Linked DNA regions of Homo sapiens: regions 2 and 3 are each linked to region 1. Evidence: chromatin contacts called from ENCODE Hi-C or POLR2A ChIA-PET data. All regions are on one chromosome and are shown on one strand. The core of a region is the stretch at or near the end of the contact, and the rest is flanking DNA. Distances in the headings are between cores, read along the strand shown. Region 1 holds the start of PIK3CD-AS1 (PIK3CD antisense RNA 1). Region 2 overlaps MIR34AHG (MIR34A host gene). Region 3 holds the start of SPSB1 (splA/ryanodine receptor domain and SOCS box containing 1).

Region 1 (4,533 bases), core at 850-3,349:
AGCGGCGCAGGCGAGATCAGCTCCGGATCTGCGGCCGAGCCGGGGTTACGCCGGCAAAACCGCCCCCAGCTTTGCATTTCCGGACTTTTTAAAAAAATACTCTTACCCGTAATTCAGCCTGAATGAGGCTTTTTAAAAAAATCGAGTTTCCTGTTTTTATTTAGGCTTCCTCATTTGCACCTCCTCCTTTGAGGTAGAGAAGAGGGGAACTGGGACGACCTTTCGTGGGCACCAGGATGGGGGCGTTGCAGGGCGGGGAGACGGGGGTCCAGAGAACCGGGGAAGGGCCGCTGGGAGGTCCCGAAAAGTGCGCTGTGGGTGGGGCGAGGGTGAAGCAGGTAGGGGCGAGATTTCCGGGGTCGCGGGTGGGGGGCGCCCTGGAGCGGCCAAGGTGCAGGGTCCTCGCGTGGCACCCTTGGGATCTGCCCAGTTTGCGGATGGAGCGCGGGGCTGATCGGGCAGGTCTCACTTGTGCAGGTGTTCCCTGGAAGGTGGGACCTGCAGATCTTGAACCCCACCAGACTCCATCAAGGGGGCTTCTTCCCGCCGATTCCTGAGAAGTCCTACCTCTGAGATGCTGGGCACAGCCGCACGTGGATGTGGGCGGGTGTGCCGTGGGTTGGAGTGGGAAGGGGCAATTATTCCTCTCTCAGGGCTCTCGGAGGGGAAGGTTTACTGCTCCCTAGGGACTTTGAAACCAAGGGCTAACCCCCTGCTCTCTTCCAGGAGAGTGGGATACCGCCCGGGTGCCTGACGGTGCCTTGGTGTTCTTGACAATTGAATGGTACCATCGGGACATTACTCCCCAAAGAACTGGTCGTTCTTACCTAGGTGATTTCAGCTGGACAACTGTAGGAGCTGAGTGGTGTTGTCTTCATTTTACAGTTAAGGAAACGAAGGCTCAGAAAAGTTAAATAACTCACCAACCCACACAGTTTACAAGTAGTTTCTCCAGGATCCCAGCTCTTTCCGACGCCAGCGCGTTTAATCATCTGGGGGTGCCGTTGCTTGCGGGGGAAGGAGAATGTCCTAGTAATTCTCTTGGGGGGGATTTGGAGGGGACGACTGTTCAGAGAGGCACCCTCTAAGATACCCTTGAGACTCCTCTGTAACACCCGCTGCTGCTGTTCACACCCCCTCCCCAATTTGATTGATGTGTTGAGTGGGGCGGAAGGTTCTTTTGGTTGATGAGGCTGCGACCAAACGCAAGGAGATATAAATAGAGCTTTCTCTTTGGCTCTCTCTAGAGCAGAAATGCCAACCCCTTAGCATTTCCATGGCCTGCTGGAGTTTCATTTCTTGATATTAGGATTCCAGCCATCTTGGCTGGTGAGAGGCCTGCTGGCGGCTTCCTGGGCTTGGTCCTCTTTTGGTGCTTTCACAGAATGATGGAAGACACTGGAGTGGGCTGGAGGAGTGCTCTTAAAACCCAGTTGTGGCTGAGAGCGGTAGCTCATACCTGTCATCCCAGTGCTTTGGGAGGCCCAGACGGGAGGATCACTTGAAGCCAGGAGTTCAAGGTTGCAGTAAGCTATTACAGTGCCACTGCGCTCCAGCCTGGGTGACAGAGCAAGAGCCCATCTCTGAGAAACATAATACAACAACCCAGTTGCCTGCTCCAGAGACAACTAAGCTAGCCTCCTTCTGAGCCCCACTTCCCCCGCCCTTCAGCCCCTGTTCAGAAACAGACTACATTGGCCACACTACTCACTTAGATGTTTCTGGAATTAGGGCACGTGCCCCAGAGGTACTCCCGACCACGCAGATGTCCCCTTCTGGCAGGAAAAGCGCGTTTCTGCGTTTCTGCAGCCTCAGTCCACGCCGCCAGGTCTTTGCACTAAGCTGTGGGCTCCGTTTCTCCTCCGATACCATGTTTAGCAAGTGTTTCCTGAGATCACACGGGGTGCCAGGGGCTGTGCTAAGAACAGGGCAGGCAGACTGGGAGGGCATCAGCCCCTGGGGGGCTTACAGGACAGACAGTCCACCAATGGTTGTGCGAAAGCCAGCCCGCTTTCGCACAACTGTCCGATGGAATTCATGGAGGTGGGAGTGGGGATGGTGAGAGTCGGTTCCTGCTTCATCTTGTTTTACTTAAATTGCACAGTGAAAGGGAGAAGTGAATGTGCAACGGATGAAGCAATTCCCCTTTGGCTGGGTTATTTTCAAAACCATTTTTGTGTAGAGAGCAGTTCCCGCCCTCCCTGAGGCCAGCTGCCGGTGTGGGCCTGATGGTGGGGTTTGGGGCCCCAGCAAATGTTTCCTTAACGTGGGACCTTCAGAAGGCTCTTTCAGGCTGGGCGCGGTGGCTCACGCCTGTAATTCCAGCACTTTGGGAGGCCGAGGTGGGCGGATCACTTGAGGTCAGGAGTTCAAGACCATCTTGGCCAACATGGTGAATATCTGTCTCTACGAAAAATGCAAAAAAAAAAAATTAGCTGGGCGTGGTGATGAGCACCTGTAATCCCAGCTACTTGGGAGGTGGAGGCAGGAGAATCGCTTCAATCCGGGAGGTGGAGGTTGCAGTGTGCTGAGATTGTGCCACTGCACTCCAGCCTGGGCAACAGAGTGAGACTACATTTCAAAAAAAAAAAAAAGAAAAAAAAGCTCTTTCAGCCAGGAGGGTGGCTTCAGCTACTCCCCAGGGGACAAGTGTGTTTTTCAGCAAAGCTGTTAGAGAAGATGGTCTAGAAGCAGTACCCCGGGATGGAGGAGACAAGGAAGGGCCCTATCCACTGGAGGATGGCAGAGCCTGGCTTGTTTGAAAGGGAGGAAAATATTGTCATCTTGGTACCGGTGACAGTGTTTCATAAATAGCGAAGGTGGCAAAACGCCACCTCTCTCCCTACAGTTAACGCTAAGACTGAGTTGTCTTTAGTTTGGTTGGTGGAAATCCCCGGCAATCATAGCAGAAATGCTGCCAGTTTCAAGATGGAAAAAATAAAAAACCCAGGAACCCCCCGCCCCCCCCCCTTTTTTATTGCAGCTAAACACTGTGACTTGCTGTGGGTCCTACCAAAATAACGGCCATTCTCCCCTCCCTGAGGGCCAGCACAGTCCCTAGGGCCTGTGAAAGTTCCCCTTCCAGCTGCACTGGCTGGATATGCGTGAAACTCCCCTCCCTCCCCAGAAGTCACAACCTTACCACCTCGGATAAGGGTCAGGGCTCCTGGAAATGGGTCCCTTTTCCTATTACTTTCTTTCTTTTTTCTTCTTTTTTTTTTTTTTTTTTGAGACGGAGTCTCGCTTTGTCGCCCAGGCTGGAGTGCAATGGTGTGATCTCGGCCCACTGCAACCTCTGCCTCCAGGTTCAAGCGATTCTCCCACCTCAGCCTCCTGAGTAGCTGGAATTACAGATGTGCGCCACTATGGCCAGCTATTTTTAGTATTTTTAGCAGTGACGGTGTTTTGCCATGTTGGCCAGGCTGGTCTCGAACTCCTGACCTTAGGTGATCTGCCCACCTTGGCCTCCCAGAGCGCTAGGATTAAAGGCGTGAGCCACCATGCGCGGCCTTCCTATTACATTCTGAGCACAGGGGGAGTGATCAGAGTGAAGGGTGTGGCATTTCCAAAGTGGTATTTCGGTTGGCTTCTGTTTCACTCATATTGGGGGAAATTGCTTCCACTTAGAGAAAATGCCGGAAGAGTGGGCGGTGCCAGGAGTAGGGTGGGGGAGGAGGAGATGCAGAAAGGGATAGACCTATTTGGGATTTTTGGTCCTGGAGGGATGCTGTACGGGTTAAGTATCCCTTATCCAAAATGCTTGGGACCAGAAATGGGGTGGAGTTTGGATTTTGGAATATTTGCATTATATGCTTACCAACTGACCATTCCAAATCCAAATATCTGACATCTGAAATGCTCCAAGGAGCTTTGTATTTGATCATGATGGCACTCAAAAATTTTGGATTTTGGAACGTTGTAGATTTCAGATTTGGGATGCTCAACCAGTGTTAACCTCCTGTGGTTGCTGTAACAAATGACCTCAAACTTTGTGGCTTAAAACAGAAACGTGCATGCTTATAGTTTCAGCTACTTGGGAGGCTGAGGTGGGAGGATCACTTGTGCCCAGGAGTTTGAGGCTGCAGTGAGCCATGATTGAGCCTGTGAGTAGCCATGGCACTACAACTTGGGCAACATTGCGAGATCCTGTCACTAAAAGAAAACAACAGCAATGGGCCGGGTGTGATAGCTCACGCCTGTAATCCCAGCACTTTGGGAGGCTGAGGCGGGTGGATCACCTGAGGTCAGGAGTTCAAGACCAGCCTGGCCAACATGGTGAAGCCCCGTCTCTACTAAAAATTCAAAAATTAGCCAGGCGTGGTGGCACGTGCCTGTAGTCCCAGCTATTCGGGAGGCTGAGACAGGAGAATTACTTGAACCCAGGAGGCAGAGGTTGTAGTGAGCTGAGATTGTGCCACTGCACTCCAGCCTGGGTGACAGAGCGAGACTCCATCTCAAAAAAAAAAAAAAAAAAAAATGTATTCTCTCACAGTTCTGGAGGCCAGAAGTTAAAAATTAAGGCATCAGCAAGGC
Region 2 (4,533 bases), core at 1,215-3,714, 490 kb before region 1:
GTGCATTGCTCTTTTGCCTAGGTTGGAGTGCAGTGGCACAATCCCAGCTCACTGCAGCCTCCACCTCCTGGGGTCAAGCGATTCTCCCACCTCAGCCTCCTGAGTAGCTGGGACCACAGGTGCATGCCACCACACCTGGCTAGTTTTTTTGTTTTGGTTTGGTTTGGTTTGTTTGTAGAGATACCCCACATCTGCCTGTTTGCCCAGGCTGGTCTCGAACTCCTGGGCTCAAGGGATCCTCCTGCTTCAGCCTCCCAAAGTGTTAGGATTATGGGCGTGATCCACTGCACCTAGCCTTAAAAAATGTTTACTGTTCTGATTAAGTCATTTTAAGTAAGGTTTTCTCTTACTTGCAGCTGAAGGAATCCTAACTGGTATATTCCATAGTCTAAGCAACTGTGTCATCATCAATTACCTTGGAATTTTTTTTGTAAAAAAGCAAATCACTTAACAAACAGCATCTCTGTCACAAAGGGTTCGGTAACAGCAAAAACTGCTCCCCTGTCCTGTCCCTGCAAAGAATGCCATGCAACGGGGGTTTCAGACAAGCATTGTATCTGCTCTTACCCCTCCCCTTCCCAGTAAAATGTTTGGGTGATGTTCCATGGCAGGGAAACAGATAGAAGAAGGCACAGCCTGGTTCAAGGAAGAGGGCAAATGCGTTTTCAACGATGCCAAACTGGGCAAAACTAGTCCTAGTTTCAGGTGGGGTGTCCTGGGCTTGTTCTTCACTGAAACAGACCTGGGCTCCTTTTCTTCCTGTCCTCAGGCCAGAAATCCCCCATCAATTTGTCTAAGGGAACCATCACTGGCCAAGATACAGAGGGGGCAAGAACACAGGAGACCGAGTCTTCTTACCAGGAGAGGTGATTTCAAAACTCCAAACAATCTCCAAGTAAAATCCAGCCCCAGTAAGGGCCTGTAGCATAAATTTGAATTTTGGAGGGAGTCCAGCCCTCCACGTGTTTCTCTGATAGGAACTGGGAGAGCTTCCCCCATACAGCCAAGTCCTGTCGCGGAGCAGTCCCCCGACCACCCTGTCTCTGCCCCAACCCCTCCTTATGGAGGCAAACAGGCCACCAAACTACAGCCTCCCACGGTGTTCCATCAGCAGTCACAGGAAAACCCTCATGGCTTCTGGGCTTTGCCTCCCCAATATGCCACCCAGCACCCAGGCTCCATAAGAAATCTGCTTTCAGAATCAAAGACCTGAAAATTAGAAATGCTTTTCTAATGCCGAGGCCAAATTTCCTCCACACAAAACACCACAAATCCCTCTCCAAACAATTCGCGATTGCCCCCCAATCTCAATGGCCTTTTTCTCGGGTTGTAAATGTTCCCTAAAGTTGTCAGTGAATTAAACCAGAAAAAAAAAGAAAGAAAGAAAAAAAAAAAAGAAAGAAAAGGGTGGGTTACCTGCTCTGTGGGCCAAAGAAGGACCTTGGATTGATCGGATGTCAGCTCTGGTCCTGCAGCTTCCCCAGCCTGGCTCCACCTGTCTGACCTGTTGGGCTCGCTGCCGCCTCTGGGCCTGGCACAGCCGCAGGGAGCGGGGCTCGCTGCCAGCACCCAGGCCCCTCCATAGGTGTGCATTCACCTGCCAAGAGGTGCAGGCGCACAAGTGCCCTCCCCTCTCTGCTCCCACCATGTGACCTGCCCCCCAGCCGGACAGGCACTGGAGCATCTCCCTCGGTGTCACTGGAATTTCAAACCTGAAGCTGGCAGAGAGAAAGAAGAAAGGGAAGAAGAAGAGGGGAGGGGGACAGAGGAAAAATCCTGGCCCCCACAACTAACCAACAGTCCTTCCGTGATGTCGTGGAGGTCAGGCCAGGTGGGGCCAGCAGCCCCGTCACGGTGATCGTCAGGGTCAAATTCCAGGGCTGCTCTTTCCCCCTGGGTGGCTATTTTGGGAAAGCAGCTTTTCTCCAGCAGTGGACAGACTAGCTACTATGGACGCTGGAATCCAGAAGACTCAGAGCTCTGCCAGGGCCCAGCACAGGTAAAGGCACGGAGGACAGCCCTGGGAGCAAAGAGACAGTTTGCCCTCAGGTGCCCCTGAACTCCGCTCTGAGCACACACAATCCCACGGGTCCCTCCTGTCCCTACCCTTCAATAAGGATCACCCAGCACTTGGGGTCCTATCTGGCTTGGAAGAGGACGTGGGGCTTGAGGTATTACCCAAGGTGTTGAGGGGGTACAGCTGGAGGGGCAGGTGGCATCAGGTCTAGCGGCAAGGCCACTATTTTCCTGCCCTCCAGGACTGAGAGCCCTTAGCAGCCAGATTTGGCTTCTCTTCCCTTTCACTCCCTGGCCCCTGATGCCCGTCAAGCTCAAGTCGATACTGAACAACTGAGTACACAGCACAGCCTGGGTGTGAGGTCAGACTCTGTGCCTGGGATTGGGGCGGGTCAGGCATCTGACTCTGAGTTTCAACCACTGCTCAAGTTCAATCATGTGCTTCTAAGCTGCCAATCAAGCCAAACCTCTGGGAGTCACTGAAGAATAGAAACCGCAAGGCCAAGAGGAGGGTTGTGGTGCCCTGTGGTCTTGATAACTTGGGTTTTGAATGCAGGGTGGATGTTAAGATATAAAGCCCTTCCTAGGAAACCAGAAGACATCCTCCTAAGGAGGCAACAAAGCAGGGCAAGGCCCAGGAGAGGACCTGTGATGGAATTCAGACAGAGCCCAACCTCCCAGGGTACAGCCTTGTTCACGGGGCGCGGGAGGAGAAGGCTAACTGCTGCTGAGTGTGGCCAGGCAGGTCTTCAGCTACTGACATCAGGGCTGTGTCCACCCCTCAGAGCAGCACTGAGCTTGAAAGTGAAGCCCTGGCCGAGCGCGGTCGCTCACGCCTGTAATCCCAGCACTTTGGGAGGCCGAGGAGGGCAGATCACCTGAGGTGAGGAGTTCAAGACTGGCCTGACCAACATGGAGAAACCCCGTCTCTACTTAAAAAAAAAAAAAAAAAAAAAAACAAAAAAGTGAGGCTCTCTCTCAAAGCCAGCCCTTGCTCTGCTGCCCCAAGAGGGTCCTGCAAACACACGGGCCTTGTCCAAGGGGCCTGATGTGCAGGAGAGGGGCAGGGCCCAGGGCAGTGACCCCGAAGGGCTCCATCCTCGGACCTGACTCCTCCTTGCTCATAAACAACCAGGCCTTTGCCTTCCTCCCACACCAGTCCCCGGGTCAAAGGCCTTAAGAAAATCCCCGGTGCACTAGCCAACTCAGACCGCCCTGGCCCTTAGATCATCCGCTAGTCACTGGGCTGAGACCCAAAGGAGAGGGAAATATTTGGCGATTTCAGGGAACTGAACAGCAAAGGTGTTCACAATCAGACCACCAGCAGGAGTGCGGCACGCCCCTTAAACACTCTAAGGAAGTATTTACCAAGGCTGCTAAAAAAGAAGTTGAGGATTTCTGCCTCTGATTTAGTAGAAAATAATCTTTGAAATTTACATACAAAGTCCCATGATAAGTCATTTGGGATCCCCCAGAGGAGGAAGGCTGCTTGCGGTTAGACTGGGTGAGTCAACGAAACAAACAAATGGGCCCGATGAGGTCAGCTTTTTGGAAAAGGAACAAAGAAAACTGCACCCAAATGAGAGGCAGCTTACAATGGTGAAGCAGTGGTCACAGAAAATCCATTTCCAAAGCCTCTAATCCAGCAGTTTGGGGGATGATTTTGTCACCCAGGGGACATTTGGCAATATCTAAAGACATTTTTGGGGCCGGGTGTGGTGGCTCATGCCTGTAATCCCAGCACTTTGGGAGGCCGAGGCGGGCAGATCACTTGAGGTCAGGAGTTCGAGACCAGCCTGGCCAACATGACAAGACCCTATCTCCACTAAAAATGCAAAACTTAACTGGGCATGGTGGCACACACCTGTAATCCCAACTACTTGGGAGGCTGAAGCAGGAGAATCACTTGAGACTGGGAGGTGGAGGTTGCAGTGAGCCAAGATCGCATCACTGCACTCCAGCCTGGGTGACAGAGCAAGACTCTGTCTCAAAAAAAAAAAGAAGAAAAAAACCCAGACGTTTTTGATTATCACAATTGAAGGGTAGGGAGTGCTCCTGGCTTCTAGTGGGTAGAAGCCAGGAATGCCGCTAAACATCCTACAGTGCACAGGGCAGCCCCCACCACAAAAAATCATCTGGCCCCAAATGTCTGTAGCACTGCCACTGAAAAACTGTTCTCATCCACCGAGAACTCTCTCTCTCTTCCTTGCAAGTCCTGGGCAAAAGGTTGTTTTTAGTAGCCCAGAGGGCCATGGTGGTGACAGCTCCTCCCTGGGTGATGCCAGGCTTCAGGGGGTCAGCATCTTTGGAGGGTCCTCTAGGCATAGACCCCAGCTTGGGCAAGCCACTTGGCTGCCCCTGCATGGGTGACCCTGCCTGACTGCCCCTGGCTGCAACAGCCCCTTGCCGAGGCTTCTAGACCCTCAGAACCTCCCCCCTGCTGCTCTGGCTCTCAAGGTCCCACAGTAAAGCCACAGGAATGAGAAGGAGCGATGACAGTTCTCATCATCCCGTCAT
Region 3 (4,533 bases), core at 755-3,254, 360 kb before region 1:
AGTTCTCAAACTGCAGAGTGGCTGGAGGGGGTCATATGCTCTTTTAAAATTATTATTACCTTTTTTTTCTTTTTTTTTGAGATGGAGTCTCGCTCTGTTGCCCAGGCTGGAGTGCAGTGGTGCGATGTCGGCTCACTGCAACCTCTGCCTCCTGGGTTCAAGAGATTCTCCTGCCTCAGCCTCCCGAGTAGCTGGGATCGCAGGCACGTACCACCACACCCAGCTAATTTTTGCATTTTCAGTAGAGATGGAGTGTTGCCATGTTGGCCAGGCTGGTCCTGAACTTCTTTTTTTTTTTTTTTTTTTTTTTTTGTGAGACGGAGTCTCGCTCTGTCACCTGGGCTGGAGTGCAGTGGCGCAATCTCGGCTCACTGCAATCTCTGCCTCCCGGGTTCACACCATTCTCCTGCCTCAGCCTCCCAAGTAGCTGGGACTTACAGATGCCCGCCACCACGCCTGGCTAATTTTTTATATTTGTAGTAGTGACGGGTTTCATCGTGTTAGCCAGGATGGTCTCCATCTCCTGACCTCGTGATCCGCCCGCCTCGACCTCCCAAAGTGCTGGGATTACAGGTGTGAGCCACCAAGCCCAGCCTGGTCCTGAACTTCTGACCTCAGGTGATCCACCTGCCTCAGCCTCCCAAAGCGCTGGGATTACAGGTGTGAGCCATCATGCCCGGCCAATTATTATTATTATTATTTAATTTTTGTGCAGAGTCTGTGTCTTGCTCTGTTGCCCGGGCTGCTCTTGAACTCCTGGGCTTAAGTGATCTGCCTGCCTCAGCCACCCAAAGTGTGGGGATTAAGGGCGTGAGAGCCACCACCTCCAGCCTCAAGTGATCTTTTAAATGGGAAGCACCCCTAAGCTGCTGGCCATGGCTGCCCACCTGACTAGTCTGGGTTCAACATTCCTAAACCGCTGGCACCTGGAAAGTCAGAATGCCCACTCAGGCCCGCCCAGCCCAGGGCAGTTGGTTGAGTCTCCGTAATCCTATTCTGAGTTCAAACAAAGCTAAACCAAACTGATTTTCAGCACCGTAAAATGAGAGACATCAAACTTTGTAATCTCACAGTTCAATTGGGTTCCAAGCTCTGGACAGCTGGCCTCGGGCCAGGCACTGTTTCCTCGCCTTTACAGTGAGTGTGTCATTAGTCCCACCCTCACTGTACTGGGTTATGGTAAAGACACAGTAACTACGGAAGCCCCGCTATTTGTTTCGGCTCCCCCAGAAAGGCTAACTCCTCACCGTTTTCAATGGACACTACACAGCGAGGGGTGGGGAATGCCAGGAGATTTTGCTCTCAAAACAGCAAAGTCTTTAAAATCTTCCCAGTCCCAAGTGACTGCTCTGTTCGGGGAAGGGGGAGGAAAATTCCTTGAACGAGCTAGAGCCACAGGACAAGTCCCCAGAGGCTGGGACCTGTTCAGGGAGCAGCCCTGCGGATGCCAGGTGCCCGCGCCCTCAGGGTCTCGAGGTCCGAGGCCCCCGTCCCCGTGGGCACCGAAACGCGAGCGGCCGAAACAGCGCTGCAGGAGGCTCCCTGGACCCCCGGCGGCTGCCCACTCGTCCCCGCTGGGCACTTCAGAGGAGGCCGGCGAGGCCTTGCTCGGGGTTCCTGGGACAACCCCACTCTCCGCGAAGATTTCTCCTTCTCGTAAGACCCCCGCCCCCACTCCAGCCTCCCACGGCTGCAACCCAGGCCCTGCGCCACGCGTTTCCCAAAGACGCCTCCGGAGGGACCCGAGCTTCGGGCCGGCAACACCAGGGCGGCGGCTCGGGAGAGGGCTGCGGACTAAGGGGGCGGAGGGGGCGGCCGAACCAGCGCCGGGCTGACGCGCCCCGCGCCCCGCGCCCCGCGCCCCCGGCCTTCCCTGCAGTGCTGAGTGGTCCGTGCGCCCGAGGTCGGGGGCGGGGCGGGGCGGGGCGGGGCAGGGACGGCCCCGCCCACCGGCGCTTTTCTCTTTTTTTTCACTTTAAAGCCGTCGGTTGCTTTTTCTCCTCCGCACAGAAGTCGCGCTCGGGCAGCCTGCGCGCTCGCAGCAGGAACCAGGCTCCAGGCGCCGGCGCCGGGGCCGGGGCCGCGGGGAGGAGGCGACTTCGCTCCCTGCGGCGGGCGCGGCCCGGGCGCCCGAGCCTCCTCGGCCTTGGAGAGCAGCGGCGGCGGCGGCACCCCGGGCGCGGTAGGCGGCGCGGGGCACCTGGGACCCCGATGGGTGGGCGACCGGCCCGGGAGGGGGAGGCGCGGGGGGCCGGGCGAGGGCGGACGCGGGGATCGCGCCGCTGGGGGACCGAGTGGGTGGCGCGGGGCCGGGCGCGGGGGAGCGGGTGGAGTACGGGATGGGGACTCGGGGCGCGGCCCCTCCCGCGGTGGCTCCGGGGGCGCCTCCCTCGCCGCGGCTCCTGGGAGAGGGGCCCAGGCCCGCCCCGCGCTGCCGCCGCTGCAGGGCAGGGGGTCCCGGGGCGAGGCGCGGCGGGGGTCTCGGGGCGCGGGGACCGTCGCAACGAGTTGCGGTCCCGAGGAGGGGCTGGGGCGCTCCGGGGCCGCCGACCCGTCCCCCCTTTAGCCCGGGGAAAGCGGGACCCCGCTCGGCTGAGTTAGTTTCGCTTTTCCCGCCAGTCCGAGTCGGGATTGGCGGCGCGGCCCGGTCCCCCGTCGGGGCGCCCCCACCCTCCCGCAGCGCCTCCCCCAGGGAGCCTGCCGGGGACACCCGAGCGCCGCCCTCCCCGCCGCCCCGGAGCCGCCGCGGCTTCTCCCAGCAGCGGAGGGAGAGCCGGAGGGTTGTCAGGAAATCGATTAAATCAGAAAAACAAGGGCGGCCTGGGCCCGCGGGAGGAACCGCGGATGGGTCACCGTCCCCGGGCGTGTACTGGGCTCGGTGGCGTCCAGGTTCCGGTGAGGACGGGACGGCCCCGAGAGGAGGGTGCGGGTCTGCAGGAAGAGCGGGTGTCTCTGAGAGTGCATCTGCGTGTGTGTTTGTGCATGTCCTTGTGAATATGTGCCTGCGTATGAGTGTGTCTGTGTGTTCATGTGGGTGTGTGTGTGAGTGTGTCTCTAAGTGCATCTGTGTATTTATGTGCCTCTGAGTGTGTGTGTGAGTCTGTGTGTCTGTCAATGTGTGCCTGAGACTCTAAGTGACTGTGTGTGTGTGTGTGTGTCTGAGTGCGTCTTTGTGTATTTGTGTGTGCCTCTCTGTGTATGTCTGTGTGTCTTTGTGTGTGTCTGTGTGTGAGTGTGTATGTGTCTTTGGGTGTGTGTCTCTGCAAGTTTGTGTCTCTGAGTGTCTGTCTCTGCAAATGTGTGTCTCTGTGTCTTTGTGTCTGTGTGTGTCTTTGCGTGTGTGTGTCTTTGTGTCTCTTTGTGTGTCCACACGTGTCTCTGTGTCTGTCTCTGTGTCTGTGTCTCTGAGTGCGTCTGTGTATGTGTGAGTGTCTGTGTGTCTCCAAGTGTGTGTCTGTGTGTCTTTGTGTGTGTTTCTCTGTGAGTGTGTGTGGGGACCATCCAGGGGGCCCTCTGGTTCCTAGGTACTGCTCCTCATGGTGATTTCTTTACTTGGTTCTGGATAGCCGGGCATGCTGGGCCACAGACACCCCACTAGGCAAGCCCTGCTGGTGCCCCCGAGGAGAGCGCAGGCTCTTCCTCTCTCCATTTCTCTGAAAATGAACTACACAGTTTGGGGGTGAGTTGGCAGGGGCTGCTTCCTGAGTGAGTAATATTTAATTAAACACTCCAGTCTGTAGCATCAGAAACTGGTCATGAGTTGAGTTTTAACAGGTGTTCATGGTAAAAGCGCCATCCCTGGTGACTAAGGTTTGATGTCCTTGGAAGAATTTTCTCGTTGGGGGGGCTGGGCCCACAACTTCATTTCTCATCGTGGGGTGTGAGGAGAACAGCAAGCAAGGAAGGGGATGGGGGCCTCTCCCTTCTGCCCTGTCCCCCTCCTCAGACCCCCCTCCCAGTGGTGGAAAGCCCTGGGCTAAGCATGGGCAGCACAGGTGGTCTCTCCACACTGAGGAATTTTGGAGTCAGGGAAGTCCTGTCTTACTGTCTAGGCCAGCCTGTCCTAGAGAGGCCCAGAGAGGGCGGTTCACTTACCCAGACTGCACAGCCAGGGCTGTGGACCAAGACTCCCCAGTCCTGAAACTGTTGCTCTTGGTTACTGTCCCCAGCACTGAGGTCATGGGCCAGGCACTTCGTGTCTCCCCAGCTGTGAAGTGATGGGCTGGATTAGATCATTTAAAGCACTCCTGCTCTCTTACAGCTGCTTTTCTTCTGCAGGGAGCACTTTACCCAGTAGATGGAGTGTGTGTGTGTGTGTGAGAGTGTGAGTGTGTGTGTGTGTGTGTGTGTGTGCGCGCGTGCGGTTGGGGAGGTGTGGAGTGGACTAAGGCAATCACTTTACAAGTCTTCCTTTTCCAGTCTGGCTACCACCCTAGCAGCAGAGAAAACAAAAGCAGTAGCATGTTGGCCCCAGTGGCTCAGACAGCCCCGAGCAGGGAGCAAGGCGGGTGCCATGCCGGCTTAAGAGAGACC

What was found. Hi-C counts contacts between places; a loop is a spot of excess contacts on that map. ChIA-PET counts read pairs that join two places held with the same protein, here RNA polymerase II (POLR2A). Pooled maps may share reads with other maps.
Region 2: a loop to region 1 is called in a pooled map, with 5 times the contacts of the local background. The contact joins the enhancer-like site here to the promoter of PIK3CD-AS1 in region 1. A Hi-C loop is called at or near these places in 1 of 37 single-sample maps with no recorded cell type and 2 of 50 pooled maps. POLR2A ChIA-PET finds 5 or more read pairs at or near these places in 1 of 52 experiments (activated naive CD4-positive, alpha-beta T cell).
Region 3: a pooled map shows a loop between it and region 1 (7-fold over the local background). The contact joins the promoter of SPSB1 here to the promoter of PIK3CD-AS1 in region 1. A Hi-C loop is called at or near these places in 4 of 50 pooled maps. POLR2A ChIA-PET finds 5 or more read pairs at or near these places in 2 of 52 experiments (B cell and activated CD4-positive, alpha-beta T cell).

Annotation. Positions count from the first base shown.
Region 1 is chr1:9,652,487-9,657,019 of GRCh38, forward strand. It overlaps PIK3CD-AS1 (PIK3CD antisense RNA 1), which reads right to left and starts at 2,100. Exons shown (of 2, transcript NR_027045.1): 1 at 1,712-2,100; 2 at 124-1,557. The region is part of intron 1 of PIK3CD (phosphatidylinositol-4,5-bisphosphate 3-kinase catalytic subunit delta); the gene reads left to right. RefSeq lists a silencer at 1-47 and enhancers at 228-297, 1,438-1,487.
Region 2 is chr1:9,160,591-9,165,123 of GRCh38, forward strand. The region is part of intron 1 of MIR34AHG (MIR34A host gene); the gene reads right to left. Among named protein-coding and RNA genes, the nearest start is that of MIR34A, 11 kb to the left of the region's middle. RefSeq lists silencers at 2,115-2,184, 2,335-2,404, 4,175-4,224 and an enhancer at 3,335-3,664. Within about 2 kb of position 2,465, at least 31 of the 41 ENCODE cell types and tissues checked have a DNase peak (open chromatin) inside an H3K27ac peak, as active enhancers do.
Region 3 is chr1:9,290,890-9,295,422 of GRCh38, forward strand. It overlaps SPSB1 (splA/ryanodine receptor domain and SOCS box containing 1), which reads left to right and starts at 2,005. Exons shown (of 3, transcript NM_025106.4): 1 at 2,005-2,182. RefSeq lists silencers at 1,670-1,839, 1,890-1,969, 2,040-2,109, 2,650-2,939.